Linked DNA regions of Mus musculus: region 2 is linked to region 1. Evidence: chromatin loops called from intact Hi-C (ENCODE). Cell type or tissue: gastrocnemius. All regions are shown on one strand. Each heading gives the region's core, and the rest is flanking DNA. Links, peaks and the distances in the headings are about the cores only. Region 1 holds the start of Eif3g (eukaryotic translation initiation factor 3, subunit G). Region 2 holds the start of Icam4 (intercellular adhesion molecule 4, Landsteiner-Wiener blood group).

Region 1 (14,439 bases), core at 3,707-11,706:
GGACATGAGCCCACTGGTGGCTGCCCGCATGCGGCACATCCCACTGTTCCCAGGATCAGATTGGCGTGACCTGCCCAACATACAGGTGCGGCTGGGAGATGGCGTCATAGCCCATAAGCTACAGTACACCTTTCATGATGTGAAAAATGGCTACAGCAGCACCGGTGCCCTGCGTGGAGTCTGTTCCTGTGCAGAAGGTGGGACCCCAAGCTTTAGTCCCCCCCTTCCACTTGGTCTTCCCGAAAAACAAGAGTCTCCCTTATGGCAGCCCTTTGTGAGGGCTGGCTGTTCAGTGGGGCTTCCTGGGGTTTTGTAGCCGTCCCCATTCAACTCATCTACGTGATAAGCCAGAGGCCTGGCCACACCTCCGTGCTAATTAAATGGCTGCATGGTGTGAGGTTACAACAGCGTAGGGGGGCCCAAATCAAACACCCGTAAGAGCTCCCTTTGGAAGCCCCTCTGCAGAGATGAGAGATGAGATGCCTCAGTCTCTGGCAGCAGCCTTGTCCATAGCTCAGTGTTCCATTGCAACAGGCAAGGCCTGCGACCCTGAGTCCAGGCAATTCAGCACCCTCATCCCCTGGTGCCTGCCGCACACTGGGAACCGGCACAACCACTGGGCTGGCCTCTACGGGCGTCTGGAGTGGGATGGCTTCTTCAGCACCACTGTCACCAACCCTGAGCCCATGGGCAAGCAGGGTCGGGTGCTCCACCCGGAGCAGCACCGGGTCGTGAGTGTTCGGGAATGTGCCCGCTCCCAGGGCTTTCCAGATAGCTACCGGTTCTTCGGCAACATCCTGGACAGACACCGGCAGGTCAGTTCATCACCAGAGCTTATCATCGAGTGGCCTCAGCTCTCACATTGGGGGTGGGGGCCACCGCTTTCGAGTCAGGTTGTGTAACAGAGTATGGGTCAGCAACAACAACACTGGCCCAAATGTGCCCTTTCTACACTGGCTATTCCTGGTTGGGAATTGCTGTTGAGAAAAAGGCCCGTGCCAGAAACATCGACCTGACCTGGGCTCCATGCAGACCATTCCCATGTTCCAGACCCTTGGCTCCTAATGGGACTCACATTGGCTCTGGGTGGGTCCAGATTTTGCTTCCAGACTTTCCTAAAGCTTTTAAAAAGTTCACTGTTAGCCAGGTGTGGTAGTGCATGCCTTTAGTCCTAGCACTGGGGAGGCAAGCAGGTGGCTCTAAAACTACCTGTTAGTGACCTGAGGGTGTGTGGACATCACAACAAGGGCTGTACCACAAAGCCCAGGCCACTGGTCATGGTCCGGCCACTGGTGAGCCTGGTGTTACGTCCTTCCTTCCCGCAGGTGGGTAATGCTGTGCCACCACCCCTGGCCAAAGCCATTGGCCTGGAGATTAAGCTCTGCCTGCTGTCCAGTGCTCGGGAGAGCGCATCAGGTACGTGCCCCGTTCCTCGTGGGCAGCTCTCGTCCCTGGGGCCTGTGTGTGCCAAGTCCATACAAGGTTAGAGGAGTAGGGCCAGGGCAGATGGCACAGGTGTGAGCTTCTGTTGACTGGTCAGTCCAAGTCAGCAGGCACCGATCTCAAGGGCTACCCCAGCACCTACGTGCAGAAACATCCGGGAGCTATGTCTCAGTCCTGAATGTTTCCAGCGGTGTGCATGTGCTCAAGACCAGCCGTGAGCGAGCGCCTGCTGCCGCGAGCGCCTGCTGCCCTGTTCTCAAGTGACTTTTCCTTTCTCCTCAGCTGCAGTTAAAGCAAAAGAGGAGGCTGCTACCAAGGACTAGTGCTCTCACCCAGAGCCCCACGTGCACTGATGTTTTTAACCCTTTGAGCCCCATCATTTGAAGTCTTGTGCTCAGTGTCTGTGGCCATGGCTGACACTAAGCTGTTTGTATGAGGTTTGTTTTGTGACCAAGCTGTGTAGTACTTTGTGCATTCTGAATTTTAAGGTTTTTTTTTTTGTTTGGTTTGGTTTGGTTTGGTTTTTTTCTTATCCTGTATTCTATCAGATCTGCCACTGTGCAGGTGGCAAGTGAGACTTGATGTAGTTTTATATGTTGTAATATTTCTTCAAAATAAAGCGCTTCTGTCAAGCACCCAGCTAGTGATTGAGTTCTCTGGCAGCGTCCCCCAGCGGAGGGGGGAGGGGCTCGTGCTTTACGGTGTCCGTGGACCAGCCACTACATCCACCTCGGTGGGATACTTTTCTGTGATTCAGTTCTGCCCAGTGAAAGGCAAATGGAACTTTCTAGTAGGTTTTCCCAGAAAGCCTCTTCGGATGGTCTTGGCTAATCTCCACGGACACTTTGCCCTTTTTGTTTTGGAGTTGACCTTTTATTGTGTGTCTGGTAATAAAGCAGCCATCCTGCGATCATTCGTGATGACATAAGACCCGGATCATGGAGCAAGAAGAGACCATGACTAAGCCGCCCTCAGAACTCCTGTCTCTGCCCTGTGTGCAGAACTCCAGTTGGCTTAAGACCTAGAAGAGACTCCTGGGTCCTGGATTATGGCTCAGCACATACCTTTTTGATATATTGTGTAACCATGTTTGACCCTTATGTTCACTGTGTAGCTCAGGCTGGACTACAAGTTGTGGCAATCCTCCTCCTTCTAAGGGCTACTGTACTGGACTAAATATAGCAGTAATTTTTTTAAGGCGCCTCTATGTTGCCCAGGCTAGCTCAGAACTTTGTTCTCTTGCCTATATTTATAACTGTACCACCACACAGATCATTTGGAAGATGTGCTTCTGTGTAAAGGGTAGCCTGTTTGCCTCTGTGGAGCGGCTGCTGCCTTTCAGCAGGGCTGTAGGCTGTCTTAGGAGTGAGGTTGCGGGTCGGCCTCCATGCTGGCATCTTGTAGTGGACGTGTGCCAGACTTCCACCTCTCCACACACTGGCTTCTCGGGTATGCTGGGGATGGGCCCAGTGCCACACTGCCAGCTGATCAAACCCCCAGCTCTGTAAAGTTTCCTATGTCAGAATTTTATAGTATGACGTTGGAGGTGGCTGGGTGCCACAGCTCACACGTGGAAGTTAAGACAACTTTGAGTTGTGTACTCTTCCACCTGTGTGTGGGCTCTAGGTATTTGTTTGCCAGGCTTGCACATCAACACTCAACCACTGAGCCATCCTGCTGCTCCAGACTTGGGGGTTTGCTGTTTGTATTGAGTTAGAATCGTGCCGTGTTGCCTGATGTCGTTTCTATTACTGTGAAGACACCATGACTAAGGTGAGTTACGTAGTGAGTTCCAGGCTGGCCGCAAACTTGTGTATTCACCTGCCTCTGCCTCCTGAGTGCTGGGATTAAAGGTGTGCACCACCAGGGCCTGGCTGTGTGACTTATTGATGAAGAAACTTCTATTTCCACTAACCGAGTTGACTGAACATAGAAGAGGAGGCCGAAGAGTTAGCTCAGCAGTTAAGAGTCATAGCTGCACTTACAAAGAACCTGGGCAGCTGGCCAGTGGTGGCGCACAGCAGCACTTGGGAGGCAGAGGCAGGCGGATTTCTGAGTTAGAGGCCAGCCTGGTCTACAAAGTGAGTTCCAGGACACAGAGAAACTGTCTTGAAGGAAAAGAAAAAAACCAAAATACCTGGGCTTAGTTCCTAGCACCCCACATAATGGTGGGGTCCCCGGAGTCTGGCACCCTCTTCTGACCACTGTGGGTGTGGGTACAGCAGTCATGCACACTGATGAAAAACACATTTTAAACTTTTTTGAGCGGGTGGAGATCTGAGTTTGAAGTCAGTTTTTGTTTAAAGATGGAGTTCTGAGACAGCCAGGGCTACTCAGAGGCCCTATCTCTAAAAACAACTCTGAGATAGTCATATATATATATATATCTCAGGTTGGCCTTGAACTTCTTCCCCTCCTGCCCAGGTCATCTGTGTGGCCACAGATGAGGAAGGAGCCATTGCAGCCTGCTGGGCTCACACTTGGGTGTACAACTCCAGGCAATGACTTTCTAGAGTCCGTTTCTGCCATAACTCAGCAGGGAGGGCAGAGCTTTGGGAGCCCTCTTCGTCCACACCGACCTGACAGGCTGGTCCCACGCAGGCTCACTGCTGATACTAAAGGCATGTCTGCAATGGCTATCTAGTCCTGAGGAAGCATCGAGGCCATTCTGCTGCTTACATTCTCCCACCCCGCTCTCGGGCTCAGGGACGTGCCATAGAAGTCGTGCTTAGGGGTGCCTAAACTCAGTTTCCATCAGTTAAATTGCTTCATATTTCCTCTTCTTGTTATTCCACTGTCCTAACATTATTTGAGTTTTTAACTCTAATGAAACATTCCACTACATATATGATCCAACTTTTTAATTATAAATTTTTGTTCCTTTTGCTCCACAAAAGGCTCATCTTAAAGGCTATTCATGTTAACTTGTGTTGTTATCTCTTTTGTAAATTTATAGCCACAGGAAACCCAGACACTCAGATCTGACCAAATAGACTCCACCCAGATAAGTACCTCTGCCCAAAGCTCCCACTTACTACCTACTCCAGAGGGTAGGACTCCTCTGGGTTTCAAATGTACATCTTAAAATTTCTTTCTTCCAAACGTACCTAATCTCTCTCTATAATAAATATATTGTGTTTGAGCATCTTGTCAAGTCCAGGCGCTCACTACATCCAGGACAGCTCCAGAGAAGCAGCCTCCAGATGCTCCATCTCCTGTCTCAGACACAGACGCTTCTCCTGGACCTGTTCCTTCTGACCCGTCCTCAGATGGCTCCACAGACCCCGGACAAGGAAGCAGCCCACTCTCCTGAGACTGGGCAAACATCCCCACACCCATCCCTCTAGGTTCCCGAGAGACAACGTCACCCCAGTGTCAGCAGGAAGCAGCCAGCTATCACAACGACCCTATTTCCGCTTTGCCATCACATCTTTCTAATCTTTTTTAGTTAAACCAAAATGGGAGGAATGTTAGCACTCTGTCTAAACTCCATCCCACAGTTACCTGGCAACAGCCAGGTAGGCCTGACCCACTATAAAGGGGGCTACTTGCCCCCTCCTCCCTCTCTTGCTCTCTTGACCTCTTGCTCTTCCCTTCCTGCTCCCGCTCTGTACCCTCCCTCCACATGGTCATGGCCAACCTCTATTCCTCCCTTTCTCTGTCTCCCTCTCTCTGCCTCTACTACCCTCTTAACTCCCCTCCCCATGCCCTGAATAAATTCTATACAGTTGTGTGACTGGTCCCTCAGCGGGAAGAGATGCCTTGACATGGGCCCACTGAGACACCCTCTTCCCCTATACCTCACTGCACCTCCATAGAACATATCCCCCTTCTTTTTATAAACACATCAACTTGTTCTACGTACCCTGAGCAACCTTGAGCAATGCCTACCTACCTCCACTGTCCAGGCCAGGCGTTCTCTCGTTCTCACTTGTTGCACAGGCTGGCCTTGAACTTACTGTCATCTGGCTGCCTTGGCTTCCTGAGTGCTGGGGTCATTGGTGTGAGACTGACCTGAGACAGTTTATGCTAGTTGTTTTGAGACACGTCTCATTTTGTAGCTCAGGCTAGCCCTGAGCTCATTTATGTATCCTAGGCTGTATGCAGGTGTGAGGCACTATTTCCAGCTGCATTATCTGTTTCAAGGGATTCGTCTAGTATATGCCAAAGGGCTGGGCGAAACAGCACTGTGTTTCTTTTAAAGGCAAATACCTAGAAGTGGGTGGAATGCCACAGGATCTGAGAGATCCATCAAATCCCTGGTAAATGCTGCAGAATTACATTGGTTTTGAGATAGTCTTCTGTATGGCCTGGACCGTTCTCAGACTCGTGTAGCTGAGGCTAGTCTCGACCTCCTGCCCCCCCCCCCCCCCTTCTCAAGTACCAAACTAACAACCCTGCCTCTCCACCCCCACCACACATTCACACCCAGCCTCTAGAGGAGTGAAAGGGAGCCAGCATAGAGGCAAAAAACTCAAGCCTCAGATCTGCCTCCTGAGGGGTAGTGCATGGCGCCAGGCTGAAGGGGAGTTTGAGCCACAGTGAAGGGAAAAGCTTCAGTAATGACATGATGCTCGGGGACAGGGCAAGGGCCACAGCAACACCTGCAGCCAAGCTTAATGTGTGAGTTAGATCCCTTGAGCCCAAATGATGGAAGATGAGAACCAATACCTGAAGGTTATTTTCTGATCTCCACTAACCAACCACACAAAGTAAATCATTTTAAAGATTTATTTCTTTATTTTATGTATATGAGTACACACCAGAAGAGGGCATCAGATCCCATTACAGATGGTTGTGAGCCACCATGTGGTTGCTGGGAATTGAACTCAGGGCCTCTGGAAGAGCAGTCAGTGCTCTTAACCACCGAGCCATCTCTCCAGCCCCACAAAATAAATTTTAAAAAAATTTTTTTTTTGAGACAGGGTTTCTCTCTGTAGCCCTGGCTGTCCTAGAATTCACTTTGTAGACCGGGCTGACCTCAAACTCAGAAATCCGCCTGCCTCTGCCTCCCAAATGCTGGGATTAAAAGGTGTGTGCCACCACTGCCCGGCTTAAAAAATGTTTTAAAAACGTGTTTTAAGGGTCAGGCATAGCAGACGCCCCTGATTCCTACACTGTGGAGGCAGAGGAATGTGGATCATCACTGTGAGTTCAAGGCCAGCCTGGTCTACACAGTGATCTCTTGCTTTGTTTTGCTTTTCAACTACTGAAGGACTGAGCATGGTGGCTCATGCCTTAATCCCCAAACTGGAGAAGCAGTTGATCTCTGTGAGTTAGAGGCCAGCCTGGTCTAAATAGCCAGTCCCCAGACAGGCGGGAGATAGACACCGTCTCCAAAAGAAAACAGTCAAAAGCCAACTGTGGGAGCCATGGGTTGCAAGCCTCCTCCGTGCAGTGCTCCTCCATGGCCTCTGCTTCAGGCTTTAAGTTCCTGCCCTGGCTTCGTTCAGCATAGCACTACAAGCTGTAAGATAAAATGAGCCCTTTCCTCCCTAAGTTGCGTTTGGTCATGGTGCTTATCACAGCAAGAAAAATCTGCCTAAGACGGCTTGCCCAGCGTGCACTGGGGCTCAGCATGCACTGGGCTCCACTTGTAACATGAAATAAACCAGCCGGGACAATGTTTGCCTGCCATCCTAGCACTGGGGAGGTGGAAGTAGGAGGAGCAGTAGCTTGAAGTCGTCCTCAGTTGCGTAGCGAGTTTGAGGCCAGCCAGAGCTACACAAGACTGCTCCCCAGAGAAGGAGCAACACTACTTATTTATCTATGGGTTTTCACTGTGCAGTGCAAGCGGCCTCTGGAGGCTCCCGGCTCCTACCCGAGCTGATGACAGGTATCCGCAGCTCCTCCCCTCCACTGCACAGCCTTCTAACTGTCAAGTCTTTGCATACAAATTGCCACCTGTCAAACTACTAGGTTCCAAGGAGAAATCCTATCAGTATTTTAATTTTGTACCTTTAAAAACCACCTGGCCGTTTTTCTTTTCTTTTTCTTTTCTTTTTCATTACAAACAGGATGTTACTGTGTAAGCCAGGCTGGCCTTGATCTTGAGGTGGCACTCCTGCCTCAGCCATGTGTGTGTCCCCAGTGGGTCCTTTCTAAAAGGTAGCTTTGCAGCTGGGGTTCTTTCCTTGGTCCCCAACCTCCTTCCTTCTCACTGTCCTACTCTGCCCTCTAGTGACAACTGCAACAAGTTTTTTTCACAAGAAAACACAGGCACCCCAGGAAACCTTACTTAAAGTGACCGTGTTCTCCAGCCGGGAGGACGGAGACCTGGAACTAACTCTTCAGTCTGTTCTTTGTTTGTTACTTGACTCACGACCCCACTCTATTTCCTCATTCCCAGCTGAGTTCAAACTCTCGGATTTTCTGCCTATGCCTTCCTAGCACTGAAACTGACCATTTTGTTTATTGTGTCCTTAGAGAGAACAACAGTAAAAACCAAATGTAAGTTAGTTAACCAATTTCCTTTTAAGGCCATACCATCCTTAGATGTTGCCTGACCTCCTCTGATTCTATTACATTTTGTGTGTGTGTGTGTGTGTGTGTGTGATTTTTCAAGACAGGGTTTCTCTGTGTAGCCCTGGCTGTCCTGGAACTCACTTTGTAGACCAGGCTGGCCTCAAACTCAGAAATTTGCCTGCCTCTGCCTCCCGAGTGCTGAGATTAAAGGTGTGCACCACCACGCCCGACCCATTACATTTTTATGAAGCGTTGTCCTTCTTAGCCCCGAGGCCTGGCTGGGAGCTGGGAGCAGGGACATTCAGCCTCTGGACTGAATCCTGAAGAGTCTCACAGGATTTCTTCAAGGTCGAAGTCCATCTAGAAAGCAGCTATTCATTCTGATGTTCACCCTAGATCCTCTGATTCTACAGGGGTCCCACTACGATGCAGTGTGTGAGAACAGGCCACAGCATAAGTGTGGGGCTCAGGGTACAACCTGCTAGAGTTAGTCCTCTCCTTCCCTCAGATGGGTCCTAGGGTTGAACTCCAGGCAGCAGGCTTGTGGAGAGTGCCTTCACCCACTGAGCCATCTTGCCAGCTTAAGATACAAGTTCTAAGTGTTAGGAGTATAGGTCAGTATTAGTGTGCCCAACTCCCTGCTTTCCGTTCCCCACCAGCATCCCAAACAGACACATGGACTTGGAGTGGATGTTCCTACGGCAGAGAATCTGATATAACCTCCACTTACTTGACAGGAGCTTAGCACTGGAGAGAGTTTAAGGTGGCAGGAATAGAGCTTGCAACGTTTTTGCAGCTAAGGAGGTACTGGGACCTAGGTAAAATATTAAGGCCTAGATAAAATGTCAAGGCCTAGGTAGCCTACTTGGCTAGCCTACCATTATAAGGAAACTTTCTCATATGTTTCTGCTGTTACTAGGAAACTTTCTAATGCCAAAACTGATTACATATTCTGTTATGCCCTGTGCCCTTGGAAACCAATCATGATAGAAGTTAGTAGAACTTTTTTGAATAGTTACCCATAATAAGCTTTGACCTGAACCAACCACCCAGCAGCACTTACTAGCCATATATAAATTTTTATGGTATTTGTCTGTATAAGCTGTCCCTGGGATGGACTCCAACATAAGAGAGAAATCTCTGGCCTGGAGAGATGGCTCAGTGGTTAAGAGCTCTTCTAGAGGTCCTGAGTTCAATTCCCAGCAACCACATGGTGGCTCACAACCATCTGTAATAGGATTTGATGCCCTCTTCTGGTGTGTCTTCAGACAGCTCAAGTTTATATAAATAAAATAAATAGATGAGAGAGAGAACTGCACCAATATAAGAAACCCTTTGGAATAAGACTTCCATTTTGAGTAATGACTGAGTAAAGTTTAAGTTCCCAAGACCTCCCTGGAAACTGGCATCCTACTTGGCAGAAAGACATGTGCGTGGGTAACTGACAACCTGGTTGGCACATTGAGACATGAATGTTCAACAAGGAAAGTCTCTTGCCACCGTTGAATACCCAACCAATGGGAGCAGGATACGTGTAAGGCAAAACCATGTTCCCAGGTAAACCCCCCATTTCTGAATCCTGATTGGTGATGTGACTTGGCCCAGATGTTTGTGGATTTGAGGCTTAAAAACCCTGCAGGATCTTAAGTCAGGGTCACAGTTCAGGTCCTGAATCTGGACTGTGGCCCTGGTTAACCAGTCCTGACATGTATGCTCAATAAAGTGCCTCTCTCTGACTGAGACTGGGGCTCGTGTGGTCTGTGAGGGGACTCCTGGACCACAGCAGGAGGCTGGCTGCCAAGCCTGAAGGCCTGAGATCAATCCCAAGACCCACATAGTGGAAGGAGAGACTGTCTGCAAAGTGTCCCCTGACCTCCATGTGTGCTATGTATGCACAAGCATGCTGTCTTCAAATAATACAAACGCACAACAAGGTTGTAGGATAAACCCTAGCATGCTACACAGCAAAGGAGGCACAGGAGACCAGGTGGCCTCTTATTCAAAGAAAGGACGTCTTAGCACAGGACAAAAGGGTTTGGTCTGAGTCTGTTTCTTCTTCAACAAACCAGAATCCTGGTATCCTCTAAACGATGTGGGGCGAGGGCATTCTTGATACACGTGCTTTTCAGCCAAGCTTGTTGGCACACAATTATAGCCCCAGCTATTTGTGAATTCCTTGCGTTTAGGAGTTCAGGGGCAAGCCTGGGGAACAAAGCAAGACACCTTTAGTTTTGGAGACAGAGTCGCATGGAGCGCAGGCTAGTCTGGAATCCACGAGGTAGCTGAAAATGGCCTTTAACTCATAATTTTCCAGCTTCCACCTCCAGCACTGCGATTACTGATGGCTGAAAACTAATTCTCCGGGAAGAGGGAGAGAACGAATCAGTTCCGGGTGTGGCGATTTCATGTTCATATTCCCAGCACGGACGAGAGTAAGGTGGAAAGACAGCTATGAATTCAAGGCCACCCTGGGAATACTGCTCGTGAGCCTGTACTTTCAGCCTTTTGGAGTTGAGACAGGATTGTGAGGCTATCCTATCTATAGAGTGAGACACTCACGTCTAGCCCCATTACCCAAAGGGGGAAAAAAAAAGTTTAAAAAGTTCTTTGAAGCTTTTTTTTGGACCCCTTTTCCAGGTTGGATCTCAGCGCTTTGCGGTGCGCGAGAGCCGCGTGTCCACCTTTGTCCGCAGGGAGGCGCTGTGCTCACCGCGGTCTGGCCGCTCTAGGCTGCGGCCGCGGCACCGGAAGCCTCTTCTACTCCGGCTTCCTGTCTTTACCCGGGCTGGGAGCTGCGTGGAGTTAAGACTTCGAGATGCCGACTGGCGACTTTGAGTATGCGTGGGGTGGCGATGGGGTCGCCGGGGAGGCCGCGTGGGGGCTGCTCTGGGGTGCGTGGGGGTCTGGGCGGCGCGGGGGGCCGGGACCCGCTCACCAATCTCCTGTCCCCGCAGCTCGAAGCCCAGCTGGGCCGACCAGGTGGAGGAGGAGGGAGAGGACGGTGAGTGCCGAGCGTGGCCGCGCCCGCTGCCTGTTCCCGGGGCCCACGCTCCGGCTAGGGCCGCGCGTGGCCAGCCCCACCCTCGCCCTGCGCTGTGCCCCCGGTGCAACCCGCAAACACACAACACACACACACACACACTCTCTCTCTGACTTGAAAGTTCCCGTCCCGTGGCTCACTCTACCTTCCTCCCCGAATTCCCTCTGGCAGACAAATGTGTCACCAGCGAGCTCCTGAAAGGAATCCCTCTGCCCACCGGGGACACCAGTCCAGAGCCCGAGTTACTGCCCGGAGGTGAGCAGTGTCCATCCCTGCCTGCTTCCTCTTCCCTTCCGACTCTCAAGCCTACTTTCCAGCCAGTCCCCATTACCCGGGAATCAGTTTCTGTCATCTTCCTCCAGACCCGCTGCCACCTCCCAAGGAAGTCATCAATGGGAACATAAAGACAGTGACTGAGTACAAGATAGAGGAAGATGGGAAGAAATTCAAGGTGAGGTCGAAGTGGACACATAGGGCCAGTGCCTTTGTGTTCAGGGGTTCAGGTGGAGGGGTGTCAGTGGCTGAGACAGGGCCTGAGGCTCTGGAAGCACTCCTCTCTTATTCATCTTCAGATTGTCAGAACCTTCAGGATTGAGACCCGGAAGGCATCAAAGGCTGTGGCAAGGAGGAAGGTGAGATTCTACCTCATTTGGGGGGTAGGGTGTTCTCTGGGGCTGATCCTGAGGAGTTGGGAAGCCCCTTTTTGTTGATGTGGAGTAAACGTTTAGTGTTAGGCCTTGAAAGGTTAGGGCCCAGGAGTAGATGAAGTTAGATGCTTTATTTATTCATTTACTTTTGTTTTTTTATTGTTCTCCTTTTGTGTGCGGATGTGCGCAGCATCATCCCCCCCAGCACATGGCACAGCATACTTTTGGTTTGAGCTGGTCTCTCGGTATTAGGAACTAGACTAGGCTTGCTGGGCACTAACAGCCCCAGGGACCCTGCTGTCCCCACTTCCTGTCTGGCCTGCACCGGGAATGCAAGTTTGCCTCTGTGCACAGTGTTTGACTGTGGGTGCTCGGGGTCAGAGTCTGACGGACACTTGTGTGACAGACACTGTACTGAGACATACCCAGCCCTCTTGGGTTTTATTGTTTGTAGTTTGTTTTTCCAGACAGGGTTTCTCTGTGTAGCCCTAGCTGTTCTGAACTCACTCTGTGGTCTAGGCTGACCTTGAACTCATAGATCCACATGCATTAGGATTAAAGGCATTGCCACCATTTGCTGGCTTGTTATTTTTGAGAGGCTCTAGCTCTGGTCTTCATTCTAAATGCTTCTGCCTCAGCCTCCTGCATCCTGACCTCCATTCTCTCTCCTTTGACCTGTCTACATGAAGAAGCAAGCAGCCTCTACTTACCTAGGGGGGAGGGCTTGTAGAGGAGGGACAGCGACGCTTGAGAGCAAGGTCCCGTGCCAGCGTTCAGCAAGACACAGCTTCTCAGGCTCCAGGCCAGCTTAGGGAGGCAGGGAGCTTTGTGGCCCCTGTTTTACAGGCAGGAAATGAGTTTCAGGTTTAACTGGCTCGGTTCCTAAGGTCTGGGTGATTCCTCCTTTGTCCCTGGTGGGAGGCTGGCCATGGAGCAGCCCAGAAACTGCCAGCGGCACAGTGGAGCCCTGTACTCAACCTTTTTTTTTTTTTTTTTTCTCAAGACAGGGTTTCTCTGTATAGCCCTAGCTGTCCTGGAACTCACTCTGTAGACCAGGCTGGCCTCGAACTCAGAAATCTGCCTGCCTCTGCCTCCCTCCCAAGGGCTGGGATTAAAAGCGTGCGCCACCATGCCCAGCATGTACTTAACCTTTTATATGAGTGTTAGAAAGTGTACTGCACGTTTTCACACGAGCTACCTTACCAGCACCTACCTCAGATAACTCAGGCTGGTTTTGAGCTTGCGTGTCTTGAGGTCCTCCTGTTTGCACCTGGCAAGTGTTGGGGTGACAGTTGTGTGCCACTGTGTTTAGCTTAGGGAATGGGGATTGTCACCATTACCACAGGGAAGGCCTCTAGAGAGACTAGATCTTCGGATTCAAGGCCCCGGAATGGTTGTCTGTCTGGGGTACCCACTGCAGGATCCTTCCTGTCTTTTCCTCACTTCTCCCCATTGTTTTCTGGGAGCCCAGAATTGGAAGAAGTTTGGCAACTCGGAGTTTGACCCACCGGGGCCCAATGTGGCCACTACCACAGTCAGTGATGACGTCTCTATGACATTCATCACTAGCAAAGAGGTGAGCTGGGTGAAGCTGGAGCCTGAGAAATGCAGTGGGGGTGGTGTGGGCCGGGCCCAGCAGCCTCCTCTGAGCCTTCCCTCCCTATACCCCACCAGGACCTAAACTGTCAGGAGGAGGAGGACCCAATGAACAAGCTTAAGGGCCAGAAGATTGTGTCCTGCCGCATTTGCAAGGGCGACCATTGGACCACCCGTTGCCCCTACAAGGACACACTAGGACCCATGCAGAAGGAGCTGGCTGAGCAGCTCGGCCTGTCTACTGGGGAGAAGGAGAAACTGCCAGGAGGTGTGGACGTGGGGACCTGGGAGGGTCTCAGCTGTTCTGTGGTAGTGTGCTCTTCTCTTCCCTGCATTACCTGTGGCCAAGTTTGAGTGGCTTCGGGCATGGTCATCCTGATGTGTGACTGATAGCTTACTCTAACTTGGGTATGCGTGCGTGCATGCGTGCGTGTACATATATACTCTGTGTGTGTGTGTGTGTATGTGTGTGTGTGTGTGTGTACATATATACGCAGTGTGTGTGTGTGTGTGTATACACGTATATACTCAGGCAACATCCACCATGTATGTGCTGGGCTCAGTGTGGCCATAATCTAATGTGTCCTGTGGGGGTGGCTGCCTCTTGTGACTTGTATGGAACTTTGCTTCTCACTGTCATGGATGAGTGGCCTAGGGACATCCTCACTGTTGTGTGCCTGTAGTCGGGATGCTGCCGGGCTGGTGGTGTCCAGCGCTGGGGCTCTGCAGTGCTGGCTTTGTTGTGTCTGCCCTGTGGCTTGTTCACTTTGCTCGTGACACTAGCAGAGACTTTGAAGAGTGGTAGCTTCCTAGATGTGATGTTTGGGTCACCAAAGGATGACTGGGTGTCTGTACCTGGGGGCTGGGGCAGAATAATCCTTCCGTCTGCTGCTTTCCAGAGCTGGAGCCCGTGCAGGCCGCCCAGAGCAAGACAGGGAAGTATGTGCCCCCCAGCCTCCGGGACGGGGCCAGCCGCCGTGGGGAGTCCATGCAGCCAAACCGCAGAGGTGAGGAGGTGGGAGGCCCGCCCCCGGAGGCAAGGGCTGTGAGTACTCCTGCAGTGTGGGCGTGGGGTCCAGCGGTGGCACCCTTCTCACTGCCATCTCCCCCTGCCCTGCCCACAAAGCTGACGACAATGCCACCATCCGTGTCACTAACCTGTCCGAGGACACTCGTGAGACTGACTTGCAGGAACTCTTCCGGCCTTTCGGCTCCATCTCCCGAATCTACTTGGCCAAGGACAAGACT
Region 2 (14,439 bases), core at 2,604-10,603, 130 kb before region 1:
ATTGGTCGCTGCACACTCATACTCGCCGCCATGGCTGCCCATGGCTCCCGCCACGCTCAGAGTGCTATTGTTGCTGGAGAGGCCGAGGTTGAGAGCCCCCGGGGGCGCGCGCCAGCTGATCTGGGCTGGAGGCCAAGCCTCTGCGCGGCAGGTCAGAGTGAAGTTACCGCCCGGCCGCACGCTTGGGGGCGAGGCTGCCAGCTCAGCCACCACAGGCCGGTCTGCAGGGAGATGAAGACGCTGCTTAGCACTGGGCGATAATCAAACACCCTAGGAGGCCTGAGACCACCCTTCTTGGGATGGACGGGCAAAACTGCTGCCTCCCAAGACACCACCCACCCGCCACGGAAACAAAAGTGCTTTTGTCTTACTGAGATGGTTGGGGCTGGGGATTCAGAGAAGTCTCCCATGGCTGGGGTGGGCCAGAGAGACAGGGAGCCAGAGAGGGGTTATGTAATCTTGGGGGGCCTGTAGCCCCTTTGTAGACCAAGTTGTCCTGGACAGAGAGCAGGTCTGCCTGTCTCTGCCTCCCAAGTGTTAAAATTATGAGTGTTGGGAATAGCATATACAGCTTTGTGGGTGCTAATTGAGCACGCTATCCACTGGACTACATCCCAGCCCTCACGGCACTTTTCTAGCGGGCTCAGTCCTCTTCATTCTGCGCTGTCCTCACTCACATTCCACACCCACAGTGACCGTCCGTGAATCCGTGCCATGCGCATTGGTGGCCACACAGCGGTAGGTCCCCGCATCCTCTCGGGACACCTGTAGCCTCTCCAGCCTGGCGGCACCCTCCCTGGAGCAATGCACCCGTGGAGAGGGGCGGCCCCTGGCACTGCAGGCCAGCGCGGTAGCCTCAGCTCCTTCCAGCCAGGTCTGGTGACTCGGGCAACTGGATTCATCCATCTGTGGCGGCGCTGCAGATCAGCCACCATAAGGAGGGACGTCAGGGAAGGCAAGGATCCTGGGACACCCGGTACTTTCCGCCCACCTGGGCCCCTGCTCACACTCCGCGCTCACGACGACTGTTTTGACTGTGGAGCCGTGCCGGTTGGTGGCGTTGCAGAGGTAAATGCCCGGTGACAGGTTACCAGGGGTCATAGAGTTTCTAGGACCAGAGTTTGAGGACACCAAGGGCAACACTATCCCTTCGCTTGCACCCTCCGAGCCTACGCACTCCACACGTGGTTCTGGCTTCCCATCAACTTCACAGGAAAACAGCTTTCCAGATCCCTCTACCCACGTCCAGTTGCTGGGGCAGCCCAACTCCTCAAAACTGGGACCATCTAGGAAGCAGGGAAATAAGAGTTGACATAGAGGACAGAGGATGCGGGTGCGGACTTCTCTGCAGTCACCCCTACTCACATTCCACCGTGACGGCCACATTTTTGGCCGCTGATCCTCTGGCGTTGATGGCTTCGCATCGGTAAGTGCCGGCGTGCTCCCGGGCCACGCGCAGAGGCCCTTCCATGACTTCCTCCTTTCCAGAGCGCACACAACTCACGCTAGGTGGTGGGACCCCGTGTGCCACACAGCTAAGCGATGCCTCCGTTCCCTCCAGCCAAGTAATATGTTCTGGGCAGCCTACACTGTCCAGCGCTGGGGCATCTGGAATGGACTTTGGTTTTGGTTTTTTGTTTGTTTATTTTGAGACAGGAATTCCCTATGTAGACCAGGCTGGCCTGGAACTTGCTCTGTAGACCAGGCTGGCCTCAAACTCAGAGATGTGCCTGCCTTTGCCTACAGGGTGCTGGGATTAAAGGCGTGCATTACCACTGTTCTATGCCTTCGGGAGACAGCTTCTCACTCTGGCATGTACCATTTTACTTTTCTATTTACTCTGTACGATATGTGTGTGGGAAAGCATGAAAAGGTAGGCGTTCTCTCCTCCCACCTTCACATGGGTTCTGGCCATCACTTCAGGTGATCAGGCCCCTTTCCTGAGGTCTCAGGATGCTGCTGACTGATCCCCACAAAGCACTCCCCGGTACACTCTCTTGACTGCCTGTTTTTGCCAGACTGTACCCAGTCCCACAGTCCCACCTACACTTCCCTTCAGTGTTTTCCCAATCCCTGCAGAATCCAGCTTCTTTCCTGTCCGTATAGGCCCGTCTCCCCTAACTCGGTGAACTTGGGCATGCATGCCTCTCCCGACTCACATTCCACGGTCAGGGTCACATCTTTGACCGCCTGGCCTTGCCCATTGACTGCTGTGCATCGGTAAGTGCCTGCGAGGGCACGGGTCACTGGACCCAATAGGCCCAGCGCTAGCACCGCCCCGCCCTCAGGCCTTGCACAGTGCACCGAGGGCTCAGGGTTTCCGCGGGCCTCGCAGTGGAGGGTCTGCTCTGGACCCTCTGGCCACGTCCAGCTTCTGGGACAATCCAAGTCATCCAGGCGAGGTGCATCTGCGGGCACGAGGCAGAGGAGATAGATAAGGTTAAAGATGGAGCAGGTAATAGGGGCTTTGGAGGTCACAGAGATAGGGTGAGCATCCACTCACACAGGACACGAAGCTCAGAGCTCTGGTTTTTTCTTAGAGTTTCCCCGTCCACATCGAGGGCGGCGTCGCAGAAGAAGCCCCGCTTGTCATCGTTCTTTGTAACATTTAACTGGAGCTCAGCGGGCTGCCCCGGGACCGCAGCTGGAATTCCCTCCAGGGTGACAAGGGCTCGAGCCCCTGCCCAGCAGCTTATGGTCACCATTTTTCCCTCGGGGGCTTCTGGCTCACTCAAAGTCAGAAGAGGAGTCGGGAAGCCTGAGGGCGGAGAATTGGGTGGGGTTCACTCCCCACTCAGGTAACTCAACCCCTTCTATTTATTCATTTCCAGCTTCTACCTGCTCCTGCCCTGGAACTCTCCTGCCCTGCTTTTTCTGGTGTAGACGCCCCGCCCACTTTATTGGCTCCGCCTCTGTGAGACTCTGGTTCCAGCCCCAGCCAATGAAGGCCCCCTGGATTCCCCTTACTGTAAACAGTCAGGTTTTCCTGGGTCTCCCTGCTTTCGCCCCCGAGGGTCACGACGCACATCAGCTGTTTGGTGCCTTCCTGTTCTGCGCTTGCTGTAGCTGTGGCAGTGGCCACAAGGCTGTCCCCATCGAGGGTCACATTAGGATTGAGCCTCTGATCTCCCAGAGAGAGGTAAACCCCGGCTTCTGGGGCAGGAAACAGTCCATCCAACGTGCAAGTCACCGGCCTTTCTGAGTCCACTTCTAAGACTCGGGGAGCAATAAGACTCGGGGAATGTGGAGGCATGGCTGGGGCGGACAAAGAACAGGATTTGAGTTTATGAACTAAGCATTCAGTGTTGACAAGCCAATTTGCATGCATTGTTTGGTTTCATCCTAAAAATACAGAAGGGCGGGCGAGATGGCACCACAAGTTTAGGTGCTTGTTGTTAAGCCTGACTTGACTCGATCCCCAGGACCTACATGATGGAAAGAGAGAACTAAACTCCTACTTATCCTTTAACTTCCACACATGCACTGTGGCATGTGCATAAACGCATATACACACACTCTCTTTTTCTCTCAATAAATAAATGCATAAAGAAAAAGACCACAGAAGAAAGCACTTGGGCTGGAGAGATGGCTCAGTGGGTAAGAGCACCCGACTGCTCTTCCGAAGGTCCGAAGTTCAAATCCCAGCAACCACATGGTGGCTCACAACCATCTGTAATGAGATCTGACGCCCTCTTCTGGTGTGTCTGAAGACAGCTACAGTGTACTTACATATAATAAATAAATAAATAAATAAATCTTTAAAAAAAAAAAAAAAAAAAAAGAAAGCACTTAAGTTAGTACTTGTGTTGAAGCTGCTAAGCCTTTGGGGATCTAACTATGCAGCCCTGGCTATGTAGACCAGACTGGACTTTAAATGAACAAGAGTTCCGCCTTAGTTCTGCTTGGGCTGAGACTTAGGGCCTACACCACTACACTACGCCCCGCTGCCCTAAACTTAAAACCTGTCAGTTAGGGTCCATACTCACCAAAGGTACGGAGCTGTCTGGGGGCCGAGCTATTTGCAAACAGTCCCAAGCCGTGTGGCCGCAGGTCAAGCTCGGCGAGGCATGAGAAATTGACCCTGTGGTCCTCCCTGCGTGCCAGGACCCTGGCGGTGAGCATCGCACCCCGCGCTCGGGGTGGCTCGCCTACGAAACTGCGGCGAATCAGCTCCTGGCCGCCCCGCAGCAGGGTCAATGTGAGGCTCGCTCGGGGTCCTGCTCCCGGGACCCTGCAGCTCAAGGTGAAGTTCTCGCCCACTGGCTGCCAAGAAGGGAGCGGCACCAGCTCTACCCGATCCGGTCGCTCTGCAAGGGACCAAAACCTGGGCTTTAGCGAGCTGTAGTGCTCTCAGGACAAGCCTAGGAAGGAGGACCAGAGAACGGGTGGGCGGAGCTTTAGGGGGAGGTCCAGGGACCCAAGGGGCGTGTCCACACTGTACTCACGGAAAGTTCGGATGAGTCCACGCGCTTGGAGTGTGCGGCGCGCGCAGCGGAAGAAGCAGACCGGCTGGGTCTCAGGCTCTCGGATGTCCACCAGCTGCCGAGCCAGCCAGCGCAGACCCCTCTGGGTCCCGTTTCGGCGTAGCGAGGTCTCCAGGCCACCGCGCTCCGGCCGCGGACAGTTAGTGCTGCAGTTGAGCCACAGCGAGCCCCCGCGCTCCACGAGCGCCACGCGGGGCTGAAGGTCCGCCCAGAAAGGTTCTAGCGCGACCGCTGCCCAGGAAAACGCGGGCTCAGCCTAGGGACCCCATCTCTGAAATCTTAGTGGCCCCCATCTCCCAAACCAGGGGTGTCTGTAAGGACGAGGAAAGACCACCGCCAAGAAATAGCACGGGAGTCCCGCATCCCACTCAAGATTCGGGACTGACGCACTCTTAGAGGGGCGTCTCTGGAAGCCTTGCTGCCTATGGCAGAGATGGGGAAGCTCGGTGCAGGGATGGGGTCTCAGATGAACACATCAATAGTGAGGAGGAGGAGATTCCAATTTGGGGGGATGGGGAACCAAGTCACTCTTAAGACCCTGACAGGTCGTCAGGAAATGGGGGGGAGAGACACCGAGGCTGGGGGCGAAAGCAAAGTAGAAATGAGAGACTGAGTCAAAGGCTTAAAGGAGATTGTCCCCAAACTTGAGTAACTTGGACAGAAAGCCACAAGGTTAGATTCCGGGAAGGAACCGTGAGGAAAGCCCTAGAAAGCCGGTTGCCAGGGCTCCAGGTGGAGGGGAAACAGGGCCTCTGAGTTATGACAGTTGAGGAGATAGGGTCTTTGAGGATCATAAATAGGGATGATGCTAGTCTGTGAACCATAGGACACGACAGAGCAGGAGAGAACAGGAGAGCCACAGTGTCTCCTGAGCCAGGTTGGGTGCAAAACCCCGAATTCAGAAAAGGTGCTGGGTTCCGATCTGAAAGATCGAGGTGTGTTGGGGTGGAGGAAGGACAGGGAGAAGCCCGGAGCTCCAGGTGGTGGCAGAAGCGTGGGAAGCTAGAAGAGGGCGGAGCCTGGAGGGGACACCCGGGCCGCCCTCTCTGGTCCTTCAATTCCGCCCCCGCCTTATCCACCTGGCTCCGCCGGCGGGCTCTTCTTACCTGAGATGCCTAGGATCCCCAGGCCCAGGGCAGCCCAGAGGCCGAGGAGCGCTCGGCGCAGCCCTGGCGAAGGCCCCGGCATTGCCGCCGCTGCCGGGGAGGGGAGAGCACAGAAGGCGAGGGGAGCGCGAGTGATGGAGAGCGGGGCTGGGAGGACCGCGCAGCGCAGCGGGTGGAGTGTGGGGGTGGCAGAATTGCGCCCAGGGATTGGTTTAAACGTTGGTAACTTGGTTTCTAAGGAGGGGGCGGTGACAGAGGCGGTGATGGGGGGCGAGCTGACAGGAGGCGAGCGCGCACTGGGCTTCTCCAGGCCTTAATGCAGGCGAGCTAGCCAGGCAAGAGCGGTCCCCCGTGGGGGAAAGATCTACATGGAGGTCGGCCTAATGATCTAAAGCCTTCTGGGGGCGACCACGCTCTCCCGCGTCATCCCTGGCGAAGGAGGGAAGGGATGCTGAGAGGCCCTGCCCAAACACCCACCACCATAGGTATAGAGTCTGAGACAACGCGCTGGGTCTCCAAGCCACGCCCATCCTCGGTCCCTCCCACCAGCGCCTGTTTGAGCAAGGGTGGATGGAGAGGTTGCTTGTATTAGCTTGGGGAGTCAATAGTATGCAGGAAATGTGGTTCTAAGAGGAGAATGTGAGGATGCCTTCCTTAACTGAGGTTTCGTTTTGACCTCCAGCAGGCTAAGTATGGGAGCCACGCCCCTAAGACCTCCTCCGCGCACGCGGCGAAGGAAGAGGGGGATCAAGTGCCAGCAAGACTCGGACACGTGTGCGTGTGCGCAGCGTTCGCAGGCTTCTAAATTAGAGTCGACTCCGGCACCCGATCTTTATTTACCCAGAGTGCAGCGGGAATGTGTCTACAACGCTGTTGTGTGTCTAGTCTCTCAGCAGAGCTTCTGCGCCCTCCTCGCCAGGAGTGTGGCCGCCTCTACTGGGTAACTAGTGCGAGATTCTGCAATTCACGCTGGACCAAAAGATCAACTGGGGACACTTTGACCCCAGCTTTGACATCCCTCTCTACATACATACCAGACTCGGAGACAACAAGCACAACGCCAGGAAGCAAGTCTGTGACAGCTCACGTGGCCTGAACAATCATCTCTTAACTTGTTGCTATGCTAGATTTCCTATCTAGTTAGCCGCTTCCTCTACTACTTGAAGAAGGCCCCGCCTACTCGAGTGTTTCTACCTCCCCCCCCCCCCCCAATTAATGATAACCTTGGGGAATCAGGTCTAGCTCCACCCGCTGGCCTTCTCTAGTAACGCACAGGCTCCGTAGTGGAAAAGGAGGGAGGAGAAGGGAAACTTAGCCTCCAATCAGAGCTCCGGCCTGTATCAGCGGAGCCAATCAGAAAAAGCCATACCAAGAGTCAGCCCTGGAGGGGAGGTCAGTTTAGTCTTTCTGCCCCGCACAAATAAAGCTAACAAAACTCTACGCAGAGGAACTCGGGTTCTAGGACCCCATGCTGGCCTTGAAGGAGAAATTTCAAGGTGTTGTTTCCTCCAGTACTACCTCTAATCTACTAATCTTCAGCCCCTACGTAAGGAATTTGGAAAAAGTAAGGTACCTTAAAAAAGAAACCACTTTCTCCAAGAACCGTAAGGCAGAGACTGAGGAGGAAGACTTTATTGTTTCAATAAGAGTCTCTGAATTAATTACTCTGAAGTTCTTTTCCCCTCCCTCTTGTCAGGCATCGAAAACAGATCTATAACTAAGTCTGCACAGCCAGGTACTTGCGCACGTAGACAGCCCCCACAGCCAGGAGGATCCCCACCAGGGTTGCGATGGAGGTAGAGGCCAAGGCTATAGAGGCTGGGCTTAAAGCTGTGGGCAGGAGTGAAAATCAGGAACTAGGAGGTCTGAGGACCGCCAAGCGTGGAGCCCACGCCTGTTCTGCAGGCCCCCTTGGAGTGGCAACATCCCCTCTCCCGCACCCATTCCCTGGGATTACAGGATGCCTCACCGAGGACTGTCAACATAACAGGTGCCGAGCTGCTGCGCACCACTAGCCCGTCGAGATTGAGGCGCGCATGGCAGGTGAGTGGCTGCCAGAGGTCGTTGAGTCCGGCCCGCATCACGTAGGTCAAAGTGACATTAGCCAAATCTGAACCGGTGAAGCGCTCCAGGCTTTCATGATAAATCACTCGGCCACCTCTTCTCAGGCTCACCACCAAGAATCCCACTGGGAACACGTGTGTCACATAGCATCGCAGAGTGTACTTGTGGCCCACTAGGACCGGAGGCTCCAAGATCACGCTTCTGGGCCGTTCTAAGGCAAGAGAGATAAGGCCCACAGGCACCCCTTAAAGCAATTACCATCTATCCGCTTCCTCCACCCCTCTCCCCTCACCCCAGCCCGGCCTGAGCCCCGGTCTCCCTCACTGTAAGCAGTGATCCTGGCGGTGGCCTCTCGGGTTTCTCCTGCGCAAGTGACGACGCAGCGCACCTTGGAATTCCAGGCCCTCACATCCAGTAGCTGGTAAGATACCCAGCCGGATCCATTAACTATCTTTCCCTGCCGCAGTTGGGTGCGCAGGCTGGAATGCACCGGCAGGGGGCAGTTGTGGCTGCAGTTAAGCCACGCTGAGCCCCCGGGAGGCACGGCCTCTAGCTCTGGATTAAGACGCACCCAGAAAGGTGCTGAGGTCACGGAAGGCGCGGGAGGACTTTGCATCCACTCTTGCTGGGGGCTCCCACCCCTCGGATAGGCAGCCACCAGCAAAAGCGACGGGAGCAGAAGGGCAGACTCCATGGCACAAAGCCCGCGCTGAAGTGCGGGCGGAACGCCAGGGAGTTTAGGCTGGCCGCAGGAGATAAGAAGGCACCCTGGCCACGCCCCAGAATGGGCCTCGGCCGGCCCTGATGAAGATACCTGCCTCCCCTCCCATCAGACCCTACAATCAACCAAAAGCCATTGCACAGTTCTGGACCTGCTCTTTAGTTTTTACGTAAGCCCCAAGAAGTCTTTAAAAATTAAAAAATAAAATAACGCTTGGTGATGGCACATGCCTTTGATCCCAGCACTCCCAGGGAGGCAGATCTCTGTAAGTTCAAGGCCATCCTGATCTACACTGGGAAACCCTGTCTATCTAACGTAGATTTTACTAGACATGGCAGTGGCTTTGTCATTTAGTCCTAGCATTCAGGAGACAGGTTGGCCCATCTTTGTGAAGTCAAGGCCAGCCCATTCCACATAGCAGATTTCAGGACATCCATGGCCACAAAGAGAACCTGTCTCAAAAAAGAAAGGGGGTGGGGGTGGGGACCAACCTGATCCACAGACTCAGAGTTAGGGTTAGGTTACCAGACAACCCTGAGGCATTATGGGAGTCGGCAGTCCTTAGGGCTTTGCCTAACTGATGTGATGACTGTACACAAACTCACAAGACACTCAGGCCGACATAAAACTTTATTGATTCAAAGGAAAGGTTTCTGTGCTGGGAGGGGTGCTTACCCTCCCACAGCAGCTTGCACGACCCTTCTAAGGAGTTGGAACATTTCCTTCCAGGCTTTCTCTTTGAGGTGGAGCCGCCTGGGACCATGATTTCATGAGCATGAGGCTCGATTGTTCAGCTGCTAAGGCATGGTGGCTGACATTGGGAACAAAAGTAGGTGGGGAGGTGCTGGGACGCTCCAGGATGTGGAGGAGCAGAGAACCACTGCCAGTCCACATAGTGTTTATGTGACTGGTGAAAAAAGTCGACCCTTATGAGAAAAGCATCCTGACCAGTAGAGAAACCCTCGACCCATGTGATCTTTCCCCAGACTCTCACAGCATCTGCAGCAGGGTCCAGGCCATAACTTATACATTCACCTCCTCACTGATCTACTATATACAGGGTACTCAATAAATAGCTGGTAAAACTCTAAATTAATAAATACATCAAGAAGAGTTGGGGACAATGTCTCAGCTTTCCTGTGTCGGGGGGAAGTGTGGTCTTCTTGCTTGTGTCTACTGGATATCATGTCTTCCTTAGGCAGGAGCCCCTCAGCAGGGGCAATAGAGAATGAAGTCAGCGTTTCTTGGCTGAAGGTCCACCGGGCTGTAGGTGGGTCCGGGTCACACGTGTTCACAGTCTTGCTCCATCCACCGAGTCCTCTTAGCTCTGAGGCTACAAGTGTGCATCCCCCAGGCCACCATCCTGTTCTGTGACAGCCAGAGGAAGTGGCTGAGGGTAAATGCTGTCTACCATTCTGTTCAAAAGCAGCAGCAGCTGTTGCCCTGCAGGGGGTCCAGGCAGGAGTCTCATCCAGCAGGCTCAGGGAGGTGGGGCTTGTCCCTTGAGTTTTATGGCCTCCTCCTGAGCCTTCTGTAACTTGTATATCCTGATCTTTCTCTGGCGGTTATAAACATAAGAGGCTGCCATCACGAGGCCCACAATGACCAGCAGTACTGGCACCAGAATGATTATAGTCCAGTTATTTTGAGAGTGGTCTGTGTGGTAGAGACAGAAGGGAATGGTGAGACTTGAGGCCCTGGCACCTAGCCCACCCCTCATCCAGCCTTATATCCTGGGATACTCACACAGTACTGTCAGGTACACATTCCTGGTGACATTCCCATGGGAGCTAAAGGCATGGCACACGTATGTACCATTCATCTCCTGTTTGACAGACTTCACCACCCCGATGGGCAGCAGGGCACCATCTGCCTTCCGTCTGCAGGTCATCTTAGGAGATGGGTTCCCCCAGGCCTGGCATTTCAGAGTCTGCTGAGACCCCTCTTGCCAGGTCCAGTTCCCCAAGCAGTCCGTCTCGTCCAGCCGAGGACCATCTGGAGAAATAGTGTCAGAGACAGAGATCAGGGAAAGCTCCGAAGGCACATGGGGCAGTAGGAAATGACTATCACTCAGCACTGCAGCCAACTCACACAGCACGTGCAGTTCCAGGGTCTGGTTTTTAAACAGGAACTTTCCCGCCACCTCCAGAGCGGCAGAGCAAAAGAAGCTTCGTTTGTGATCCTCCGAGCTGGCATTCAGTGTGAATTGGACCTGCGGGGTGGGTGGCCTAGGCTCGACGCCGCTCAGAAGAACCACCTTCGACCCACTGTGGGCTTCACACTTCACAGTTACTTGGCTCCCTTCCGAGACCTCCAGCTGGCTCAGGGTCAGGACCGGAGCTGAAAAGTCTGGGAGCGGGACACACCGTGAGCCCCGCCCAGTGCAAACCCCCGCCTATGACCACTCAGCCTCAAGTACAAGATGGACCTTTAGTGTCAGCCCCAATCTCCAGCACTGGCCATCCAGGAACTGGGCCTAGCTGAAACTAGGCCTTCTGAAAGGCCTAGCCCCACACTTTTTGAGACAGGGTCTCATTGTGTAGCCCTGGCTGGCCTGGAACTCATAAGGACTCTACCTACTACCTCTGCCACCCTTGTGCTGGGATTAAAGCAGTGCTAAGCCTCCCTTCAGTTCTCTCTCTTGAAAGTGCCACCACAGGCGCTAGTCGTGCCCCTGGTGCCAGTCCTTACTCCTGAATGAGCTACCAAGTTAGGCTACGCCCCCGAAGGGCCCACCCTTGTCAGTCCTACCCCTTTAGTACCCCTCCATTGGGGTCAGTCAGGTCTCAACATCGCTATCTCTGGACTAAGCCCCGCCCCTTCTTACTGTAGACTGTTAAGGTCCTCTGCGTCTCCAGGATCTGGTCCGCTAGCTCCAAAACGCAGCGCAGCGGCAGGGTTCTGTCGAACTCCTCAGTCACCTCTACCAAGGCAGTGGCTGACACAGAGTCACTGCTGTTTGTGCTCTCCTGGGTCGGCATCTGGCCTCCCAGCTCCAGGTATATCCGAGCTTCAGAGGCAGGAAACAGGCCTTCCAGGGAGCAAAACAACTTCTGCTGGGTGCCCACCTCCAGGAGGTCAGGGGTGTCGAGCTTTGGGATGGTAGCTGGAAGATCTTGGGGGAGAAGACAGGCATGAGCAAGTGGAGTTCCGGGGTCTGGGTTGTTTTTTTTAACAGCAACTGCCCAGCCACCTCCAGGGCCGCAGAACAAAAGAAGTGTTGTTTGTGATCCTGGAGGCTGCCACTCAGTATGAGTTGGACCTCTGGGGTCCACCCCACACACCACCCTTTTTCTTTCTTTTTATTCATTTATTTGCTGTGTATATATGTATGTGACTCACTTGTGGAGGTCAAAAGACAACTTTCAGGAGTCAGTTTCTCCTTTGGAAGCTGGGAATTGAACTCAGGTCATCAAGCTTGGATGCAAGTCCCTTCCTTTACCCACAGAGCCAGCTCACCATCCCCAAAACTCCCACTATCTGGATTACTATCTTCTCAGCACCTTTCCCCCATTGCTGGGGTCTTCTTCCTCCCAAGAACCCACTTGCCCGCTGTGAAGGACCTCACCGAAAGTCCGGAGGCTCCTGGCCTCGGAGACATTAGAGAACAATGCCAGCCCTTGCGGCCTGAGATCCAGTTCTGTGCGGCATGAGAAATTGGCTCCGTGGTCCCCTCTGCTAGCCAGCACCGTGAATGTGATCTCCTTGGGGTCCTTGGGGTGCCCACCCACTGGCTGGCGGCTCAGTATCTCCTCCCCACGGAGCAGCACTGCTGAGAGCTGGGTCCGCGGTGCTCCACCATCCACGTGGCAGCGCAGGGTGAGGTCCTTGCCTACTTGCTGCCAGGCTGGCAGAGGTCTCAGCTCCACACTCTCCGGAAACGCTGCAAGGAAACGGGGTTGGGGATCCTGTAAGCTGGACTGCCGTAGACAGACCTACACCTGCCTGAAGACTTCAGTCTCCCCCAAACATGCCCCACCACGTAAGCAGCCAGGAATGCAGAGAGCTTCGGGGAAAGCTAGGGAGGAGGTCAGGAGTGTTTGCACAAGGATCGTCAACCATTCCCAGCAGCGGTAGCTGAGAGGTTGAAATACACTCCAAAATCTATCATCAGGAGACTGCAAATAAGTAGGAATATATATGTATCTGGGTGTGCGGAAGGTTGAGGGGGTGGTGGCCCAGTTTTAGAGGACTTGCCTACTAGACAGGAAGCCCTGGGTTGCATACCCAGTCCCACAAATAAGATTAAATTAAATTAAATGGGCCAGTGAGATGGCTCAGTGGGTAAATGTGCTTACCACATAACCTAAGTACCCAAATTCAATCCCTGGATCCCAGGCTGGGCAGCAGTGGCAGAGGCCTTTAATCCCAGCACTTGAGAGGCAGAGGCAGGTGGATCTCTGTGAGTTCGAGGCCAGCCTGGTCTACAGAGTGAGTTCCAGGACAGCCAGGGCTACACAGAGAAACCCTGTTTGGGAAAACAGACAATCCCTCATGTAAACTTGGACAAAGAGAATAGCTCCACAGAGCTGTCCAGCCTCCATATGCTCACCCGGCACGCAGGTGTGCACTCGCACGCCAGACACACACAATAAAAACAACAAAGGAGCCGGGTGTGGTGGCTCACGCCTTTAATCCCAGCACTCGGGAGGCAGAGGCAGGCGGACTTCTGAGTTCAAGGCCAGCCTGGTCTACAAAGTGAGTTCCTGGACAGCCAGGGATATACAGAGAAACCCTGTCTCGAAAAACCAAACCAACCAACCAAACAAACAAATAAATAAATAATAAAGAAGACAAAACAATAAAAGCTGAGAGTGGTGGTACAGTCTGTAATTCCAGCCAAAGAAGGAGACTGGCAAGGCTGAGGCTAGCCGAGACTAAGTGAATTGAGGTATGCAAAACTAAGCTGCACTTGTGTCAAAACTCCAAGACTAATCCATGAAATCTTCACGGTAACAAAGAGTGGGGTGTGCAGGTCCAGGACCAATTCTTGATTTTGTGAGATAGTAGTTACTGGAGACCCTGTTCCCAAATTAAAAAGAATTAAGGTTGTACCTCCGTGGTAAAACCCCTCATAGAATCCCCCAGTGAAGGACCGAGGGTGTGGTACAGTAGTGGAACCCCAGGGCCATCACTAAGCTTTGACCTCTCTTCTCAGCCTTACTTTTCTTTCTTCCTTTCCTATATTTTTCCTTTCCTTTTTTTTTTTTTTTTTGAGGTAGGCTCTCACATACTGTAGTTAGCTTGGCCTCAAACCTGTGTCTACCCTGCCTTAGCCTACCCGGGAGTAGGGATCACGGGCCTATAGCACCTTGTCCAGCACAGAGTCTTCTATTAGGTAAAGATGCTGTAAATTAGGTAATATATGTCTTTAATCCCAACAGTCAGAAGGCATATCTCTGTGAGTTCAAGGCCAACCTGGTCCCCACATCAAGCTATGTAGAGAGTCAGTATTTAAAAATAAGTCATATATTACAATTCTATAAATACAGTGTATAGTGGTGCACCCCCCATTCCCTTAATCTCAATACTTCGGAGGCAGAAGCAGGAGGGATTCTGTGAGTTGGAGGCTAGCCTGGTCTACAGAGTTCTAGCTCAGCTAGGGATACATAGTGAGAATCCTATCTTAAAAACAAACAAACCAGGCCGGACATGGTGGTGCATGCCTTTAATCCCAGCACTTGGGAGGCAGAGGCAGGCAGATTTCTGAGTTCAAGGCCAGCCCGGTTTACAGAGGGAGTTCCAGGACAGCCAGGGCTACACAGAGTAACCCTGCCTTGAAAAAAATCCAAAACCAGGGGGCTGGTGAGATGGCTCAGTGGTTAAGAGCGCCGACTGCTCTTCCAAAGGTCCTGAGTTCAAATCCCAGCAACCACATGGTGGCTCACAACCATTCACAATGAAATCTGATGCCATCTTCTGGAGTGTCTGAAGACAGCTACAGTGTACTTACATATAATAAATGAGTAAATAAATATTTTTTAAAAATCCAAAACCCAAAAAACCAAAACAAAAACAACACCAAAAACAAAAAAAACAGGGGCTGGAGAGATGGCTCAGTGGT

What was found. Hi-C counts contacts between places; a loop is a spot of excess contacts. Peaks named below come from ENCODE experiments on the same cell type or tissue, not always from the same donor. Only the 100,000 strongest peaks of a DNase experiment are listed, where the experiment ranks them.
Region 2: it touches region 1 in a loop (5-fold over the local background); 3 of 42 quality-filtered maps call a loop at or near these places.

Annotation. Positions count from the first base shown.
Region 1 is chr9:20,894,848-20,909,286 of GRCm38, reverse strand. Eif3g (eukaryotic translation initiation factor 3, subunit G) reads left to right here and starts at 10,697. Exons shown (of 11, transcript NM_016876.3): 1 at 10,697-10,743; 2 at 10,863-10,909; 3 at 11,120-11,203; 4 at 11,311-11,399; 5 at 11,521-11,580; 6 at 13,067-13,171; 7 at 13,270-13,459; 8 at 14,091-14,198; 9 at 14,318-14,439. The coding sequence starts at 10,724. Dnmt1 (DNA methyltransferase (cytosine-5) 1) reads left to right here. Exons shown (of 39, transcript NM_001199431.1): 36 at 2-197; 37 at 535-815; 38 at 1,326-1,416; 39 at 1,726-2,081. The coding sequence ends at 1,766. In gastrocnemius, for the core only: CTCF peaks have their summits at 7,620 (motif pointing left) and 10,592; DNase peaks (open chromatin) are centred at 7,620 and 10,646; H3K4me3 peaks cover 1,664 bases; H3K27ac peaks cover 1,931 bases.
Region 2 is chr9:21,023,363-21,037,801 of GRCm38, reverse strand. Icam1 (intercellular adhesion molecule 1) reads right to left here. Exons shown (of 7, transcript NM_010493.3): 3 at 11,944-12,258; 4 at 11,203-11,490; 5 at 10,467-10,724; 6 at 10,122-10,370; 7 at 8,988-10,031. The coding sequence ends at 9,856. Icam4 (intercellular adhesion molecule 4, Landsteiner-Wiener blood group) reads right to left here and starts at 8,370. Exons shown (of 3, transcript NM_023892.3): 1 at 7,979-8,370; 2 at 7,560-7,865; 3 at 7,206-7,420. The coding sequence starts at 8,348. The coding sequence ends at 7,308. It overlaps Icam5 (intercellular adhesion molecule 5, telencephalin), which reads right to left and starts at 5,764. Exons shown (of 11, transcript NM_008319.2): 1 at 5,591-5,764; 2 at 4,446-4,715; 3 at 3,987-4,307; 4 at 2,968-3,255; 5 at 2,504-2,758; 6 at 2,160-2,408; 7 at 1,366-1,608; 8 at 1,008-1,286; 9 at 678-917; 10 at 1-221. The coding sequence starts at 5,672. It overlaps Mir1900 (microRNA 1900), which reads left to right and starts at 5,474; the gene lies at 5,474-5,551. In gastrocnemius, for the core only: a CTCF peak has its summit at 6,856 (motif pointing left); DNase peaks (open chromatin) are centred at 6,859, 8,271, 9,819, 10,192 and 4 more places; H3K4me3 peaks cover 4,645 bases; H3K27ac peaks cover 3,430 bases.